2 separate regions of the Homo sapiens genome follow, and region 1 is linked to region 2. Evidence: chromatin contacts called from ENCODE Hi-C or POLR2A ChIA-PET data. All regions are on one chromosome and are shown on one strand. The core of a region is the stretch at or near the end of the contact, and the rest is flanking DNA. Distances in the headings are between cores, read along the strand shown. Region 1 overlaps SIPA1L1 (signal induced proliferation associated 1 like 1). Region 2 has its middle 200 kb from the start of SIPA1L1.

Region 1 (3,514 bases), core at 906-3,405, 480 kb after region 2:
GAGTAGAAAAGGCACTGAAGAGAGAAGTACCTTTGACATAAGGGCCACTTCCTTTCTAATCTTTTCTTTGAGTGGGAGAGTAAAAAAAAAAAAAAAAAAAAAAAATATATATATATATATATATATATATATATATGTACACACACACACATATATACACACATATATACACACATATATATTTGAGATTATACACAGTTTTATCTCATACTTTTAAGAAAGACCATTGTGATTTACCGAAAAGTAAGTAGTATAAGTGAACCCTTACAAGCTTTTTGAGCAGCGTTAATTAAGGAATGAGTTTAAGTCATCCAGGTAGACAAACGAGGAAACAGGATGCTTACCCACGAAGGACATACCTCTGTGTTCCATTAGCTAGATTGGTCATCTCTGTAGCCAAGTGAAGAGGCCTGTGGCGAGAGGCTCCCTGTCTGCAAGCTATTCTCACAGTGTTTTGATTTCCACTGTTTTGGGGTTTTGAATGGTATTTAAAATTATTTAAAATTATTGAATGGTATTTAAAATTATGAGTGAAGTTTAGTTTCAAATATAGTACTCATAGCTTTATAACAATTGCTTTAGAATAAAGCATATCTTAATATTACTACATGATAGGTCCCATTCCAGAAGGCTTGTTGACGGAAACAATCTTGTCTCGTGACTAAACATCCATGTCTCATTCCTACATATCTATAGCGTGGGTCTTGGAATCAATATGTATTGCATACCCTGATGTCATTTTTAAACATTTATCTTCTCAGAATAATTTTCTGAAGTTTATATTTTAGAAATTACATCTCTGTTACACTGTCCTTTAAGGTACAAGGTTTCTCATTCTTGCCAACTTGGCATTTGGGGGTGCGATGATTCTTTGTTGGGGTAGCGTGGAGTAGGGGGCTGTCCTGTGTATTGTAGGATGTAGGATGCTTAGCAGCATCCCTGGCTTCCACACTATTAATGCCAGTAGGTTTTCCTCCTCCCTCTAGTTGTGACAGCCTAAAATGTCTTCAGGCATTGCCAAATGTCTCTTAAGAGGTAAACTAACCCCTAGCTGAGAACCCCTGCTTTACTGTACCTGTGCAAATTTTCTGCAGGTGTGTCTGAGCTGTCGATAGGTGGAGGCAAAATGGCCTCCACCCAAAACTGACACTGAAACATATTAGTTATAATCTAATTTATGTAATAATGGGTACTTTTTTCCTATTAGGCAGTATAATAATATTATTATAATAATGAACATTTTGGGTACTTACTGTGTACCAGGCACTGTACTAGGCATTTGCTATGCCACATTTTCTCATTTCAATCTCTTGATGCCCAGGAAGGTAGGTACTATTGTTAACCTTATTTTCCAGTTGAGAAAACTGGAGCTTAAGTGATAAGACTCTCATGGAGCTAGTAAATGTTGGAGCCAGGCTGTCTGAACAGAGTCATGTTCTTAATCACTGTTCTCTGATCTCTGCTAGGTTAAAGAGATGGAGAATCTTAAAGTATTTTATCTTTCAAAAGTCTGGAATAAAAATGTGAATGCCTAGATTCCAGATTAATCCTGTTTGTTCATAATAACCTCATAAATCTAATACCCACTAATCCAGTAGTTACTAACTTGAAGCATGGAAAATACCCTTTTACCCAGCATAATTGGAACTAGTGAATTGAAAATATCAACTCAAGCAGGGAATTGTTAAAAAGTATACATTCAAACTGTTTTATTATCATTAACACATATAAGAATATGTTTGCCAAACTCTTGTGAGACCAAGGGCTTTTCTTTGACAATGATTCTACTCTTTTAAATTCTTAATTGTGTTAATAGGCTAAACCATAAGAATAAAAACATAGAGACTAACAACATAATCTGAGTACAAAATCTTAGATTTCATAAATTTTTTCTCATTTTTTCATAGCTGTCCTGCCCACATTTAATCCAACAGCTTTCTTTTTAATGACTTGCCTTTATTAAGTTTGTATAAAGCCTTAGTTTTTAATAGGAACAACGTTTATCTTTTGTACTCATATTTCATCAGCTTTCATGATTAAATTTCATAATTAAAATAGCAAGTCAATTGGTATAAACAGCTCACTCTTTGTCAGCATGAGGTCCAGCTGGCAGGAACAGAAAGTATGTATGGCACCTAGGGATCACCCACTAGACTGCTAGTGCCATTGGGTATTTGTCAGCATGGTTTGCAGGGAAATTATGAGCAGTGGTTAATCCAGGAAGTTGTTCAGTGGAAGTCAGTTACACAGAGTGGTTACTGTAAGAGCTTTTCTTGGGCCACACAACTTTCAAGTCAGACAGGCAATTTGTTACAGTATGATAATATACCACAAATAGTGGCTCTGGATAACAAAATTTGGAGCAGAAATTAAGCTCTGTAAAGTATAAACTGTACATTTTAAAAATTGTTGTTTATACTTTTATATAGTATAAAACATATCTAAACAAACAACTCTGTCTTATAATAGACAACTTTGATTCACTGAAATTAGCAGACTAACTCATTTTTCCTAATCAGAACCTTAAAGCAAGTCTTCTTGTTGAAGGAGTACATCAGTGTCAGATGTAATTTATCCTCTAGCACCAAGGTGTGGCAGAGCTGACCTGGCTGTCACTCAGCCGCTTATCACCGGGTAGTTTCCATTTGGCTGCCTAATGCATTCCTGACTTCACTGTGGCTAAGTCTCAGGTGGGGAGGGGGTGGAGGGGGAGTACTTTACTAAAGTATGCTATACAGCTGATATTATATGTAAAAATCATATTTGGCTGATGAAGCTATAATCACTTTATTATTATGTTGTTTTTATAAACATTATTTTACAAATTTAGACTTCAGAGGCTATTTTAGTCCAACATAGAAGCCAGGTCCATTGCTGGAAAAATACTGGATCAGTAGAGGAATCCCATTGTTTGTATTTAGTAAAATAAGCAACATGCCATTGATGCTTTTCTTTCCAGTCCTTTCTCATGCCCACTTCTCTTTGCCATTTTGCTAGTGAGTGTATGTTTATATTGAGAACCAGGATTAAATGACAGTAATAATATAGCTAACATGCATCATGTTACTTCTTTGTACTTTATTGAGTTCCTCACTTAATGCCCATTGGACATTAAGGTGGATCTGTACTGGTGATAGAAGTCCAAGTGATAGCCACATCCTCCTTATGGAGGCACAGACTAGGCAGTAGGGCTGCATTCAGATTAACCTGAATTACTTATCTTCCTTTGAGTATGTATGTGTTTTGTGTTATTTATTTATTTATTTATTTATTTATTTATTTATTTATTGAGACAGAGTCTCACTCTCTCACCTACGCTGGAGTTCAGTGGCACGATCTCCGCTCACTGCAATCTTTGCCTCCTGGATTCAAGCGATTCTCGTGCCTCAGCCTCCCAGGTAGCTGGGATTACAGGTGTGCAGCACTGTGCCAAGCTAATTTTTGTATTTTTAGTAGAGATGGGGTTTCACCACGTTGGCAAGGCTGGTCTCAAACTCCTGGCCTTAAGTGATCT
Region 2 (3,456 bases), core at 63-2,562:
TTCTGTCCATTTTTTGTCAAACTGAGAAAAATTAGAGTACACTATATTAAGTTCTGTATGGCATGTTCACACTTGGTTCTGAAATCATTTTAAACAAGCTTTGGCCTGTAAACATGTGCTTCAACTTGCAATAGATCAAAAGCGTACATCATACTTCATGTTAAAACATGGTCTGTTTCACACTTTTCTTAGTGCAAGGGTTGTAGTTTGTCTTCTGAATTTATCTCGATGTTACATATTAACAATATTAGATAGAACATGTAGGATAAAAATGTTCAATCACAGACTAAACTACAATACAGAAAATGGAAAGAACATTTGGATTATGGTCATCAAAGGCAGGTACAAACTTGTTTGGTATATTTGCAGTGTGTACTAACTCAGTGATTTCACATATAATACAGAAAATGCAAGCTAATTTACAATGAGAATAGACATATTCTTGATTAAATCACTTATAATCCTTTAATGCATCATTTTAACTATTTATTAGTAAGAACCAGAACCAGCAGGATACAGATTATATGCCTTTTGCATCAGAGTCCAAATAATTTGCTATCTATCTTTCCTCTGGGGTCACAGTGGCATAAAACATCTTCAAAGAAAGGCATTCCCTGGATTAGTTGCATTCCTCGTAGAGCCAGAGATTCAAAGGGCTGTTGACGTGAAATTTAGGTCCCATAAAACTTCTTCCTTATTCTTTTTTTTAATCCAGATCCTGCACAACCTTATTCTTAAAGTGCAGTTTATGTAAGATTTTTCCTCCTAAAGGATCCAAAAATGTTTCGCTGAACTGTAGCCAATGAATCTTGCCATGTTAGGTGTGTTTTCCCCTGGGGAAGGGTGGAAAGCAACACTTTGTGAAGTAAGGGCATGACAGAATGGTGGCTTCCTGGGTATATAAGCACTTACTTATATAAAATATTTATTCTTAGCCTGAGCAATAGAGACCCCTTTTCTACAGAAAAACTTGAAAATTAGTCGAGCACAGTGGTGTGTGCCTGTAGTCCCAGCTACTTGGGAGGCTGAGGTGGGAAGATTACTCCGCCAGGAGGCGAAGGTTGCGGTGAGCTGAGATTGCACCACTGCACTCCAGCCTGGGTGACAAAGTGAGATGCTGTCTCCAAAAAAAAAAAAAAAATTTTTCCTCCATAGGTGCTTATCCAAGGCAACTAAATATAATTAAGCTTCATCCTTGGGAAAATGTAATTTAATGCAAGAGGATCCCAAGGTTGCTTTGCAATTTCTCAAGCATTAACAGCAAATAACTGGAGATGAATCTACCTTGTCTGTGAAACTTTTAAAGATGCCATTCAGTTTCAGTGCCCAGTGAACCATGCCAAAAGGGGAAAGTCATCTTTCAGTCCGAGGTTCCTTTTTTCTTATGAGAGCACTATTTACGGATACAGAAGCAACCGGCCCATATAAAAATACTCCACATCTGTGGCCTCATCTTAAAGCAAATATTCTTGACCTGTCTTTATCATATAAAGTCAACATTCCAGGATAGCACTGAACTTAACCAGATACCCAGTAGTGCCTCTGTGTGTTTGTAATACAGTTGACCCTTGAACGACGCAGGGATTAGGGGTGCCAACGCCCGGCACAGTTGAAAATCTGCATATAACTTTTGATTACCCCGAGTCAACTCCTGTGAACAAAGGCTATCTTGAATTTGGAGGAAAGAGACTATTTCAGTGAGATACAGAAATAAATACAGAGACTTTATTTTTGTGAGATACAGAGATTTGGCTTGGCAGTTATTTTCTTTCTGCAGTTCAAAGGAATCATTCCACTGTCTTCTACCTTTCATGATTTTTTTAGTCTTGTTGCTCTTTTAAGGGCAATGTATTTTTAATCCTCCAATTATTTTTGTCTTTGATTTTTAAAGCTTTCCATATAGTGCCTGTGTGTAGTTTTCTTTGTATTTATCTTGCCAAAGTGTTTTTTATTATCACTGAATCTTGGCCATTATCTCTTCAAATATTCCTTCTGCCATATTATTTTTCTCTCCTCCTCTCACACCACAATTATACACATATTTTACCATGTCCTTTATCTCATGTTCTTTTCTGAATTTCCTATCTTTGGTCTCTCCATATTTAGTTTAAATATTTTATTCTACATATCTTCCAGTTGTTATTTTTCTTTCATCATCTGTATCTAATATTCTGCTAAACTGATCTATTGAGTTATTAATTTTAATTTGTATATTTTTCAGTTCCAGAATTTGCATTTGATCCTCTAATATATTTCCAGTTACCTGCTGATGTTCTTGCTCACTATTTAATTTATTAAACATATTAACTACAGTTAAAGCTCATATATGATAATTCCAACATCTGGGTCTCCTGTGATTCTGTTTCTGTTGTTTTTTTTTTCCCCCTCTTGTTTCTCTGTTTTGTCTTTTGTCTGTGTATTTCTGATTGAATACCAGACACTGGTATTCATTCAGAATACATTCTGATTGAATGCCAGACACAGTATATGAAAATCTGTACATAATTGAGGCTGTAGATGTTATAATCTTCCTCAAGATGATCTACTTTTACTTTTGGCAAACAAGGTAGGAAATAAGGGAATGAGCTGTTTGGAAGATGATCTTCAGCCTTCTGAGAACTGATCTGTTTCTCTTTTACTACTAGGGTGTAGCCCTTTAGATATACAAACTTAAAGACTGGGTTTCATCTTTGGCGGGCCCTGAATTGTAATTACAAACACCCCAGCCTTGTGAAAGTCCAAAATCACTGCTCAGTTTCTCAGCCACTGCTTTCAAATTGGCAGATGTGGCACTGAAACCATCCCCAAGAAAACTTTATAAAATTGATTAAGGGAGAAAATAAAATTCAACTAGGTTTGCAGTACAATGAGCAGTAATCATTAAGCCAGCTTGCCCTTTGGCCTACTTCCCTGTAGCTGGCCGCTGCTTACTACCCCAGGAAAATGTAGGCCTTGTCACAAGACTTTGTTCTATAGCTAAAATCTAAGAGTTTCTCCTTTAGGTTTTGCATATCAACGAAACTACTGACACCGGCTGGCTGAAGGGCCCCGTAAGAAGCTGACTCATGGAAGAATAGTTTCCATATCCTATGATTTCATCTCTTTACCAGGACCAATCAACAACCCCAATTTTCCAGCCTGTTGTCCTCCACCATCCCCTTAAAGACACGCCCAGAACCCCTCGAGGGAACAGATTCATGGCTTGAGAATTCCCCTCCATTTTCTCATCCAGCAGCCTTGGATTATTAAATTCCAATGTTGCTGCAGTTCCCGTTGTCAGTGTAGTATTGATCTGTTGTCGCCCAGCGGGCATACAAACCTGGCAGTCCTGTTACAACACCAAATACCAGTCTTCCCTCTCTGGGCTTCCTTCTCTCTGGGGTCTTGGCCCCTAAAGTCGTAGTTACTGCGGTAGCACTCCAACACCTTCAAGTATATTTTTATGCTTTGTACAGC

The links. A loop is a pair of places that touch in the nucleus more often than their neighbours do. ChIA-PET counts read pairs that join two places held with the same protein, here RNA polymerase II (POLR2A). Pooled maps may share reads with other maps.
Region 1: a loop to region 2 is called in a pooled map, with 2.1 times the contacts of the local background. The contact joins two enhancer-like sites. A Hi-C loop is called at or near these places in 1 of 50 pooled maps. POLR2A ChIA-PET finds 5 or more read pairs at or near these places in 3 of 52 experiments (HCT116, HEK293 and WTC11).

Annotation. Positions count from the first base shown.
Region 1 is chr14:71,589,941-71,593,454 of GRCh38, forward strand. All of the region lies in intron 5 of SIPA1L1 (signal induced proliferation associated 1 like 1), which reads left to right. Among named protein-coding and RNA genes, the nearest start is that of SNORD56B, 190 kb to the left of the region's middle. Within about 2 kb of position 2,156, at least 4 of the 41 ENCODE cell types and tissues checked have a DNase peak (open chromatin) inside an H3K27ac peak, as active enhancers do.
Region 2 is chr14:71,115,384-71,118,839 of GRCh38, forward strand. No RefSeq gene overlaps it. Among named protein-coding and RNA genes, the nearest start is that of SIPA1L1, 200 kb to the right of the region's middle. RefSeq lists a silencer at 1,349-1,643. Within about 2 kb of position 1,313, at least 3 of the 41 ENCODE cell types and tissues checked have a DNase peak (open chromatin) inside an H3K27ac peak, as active enhancers do.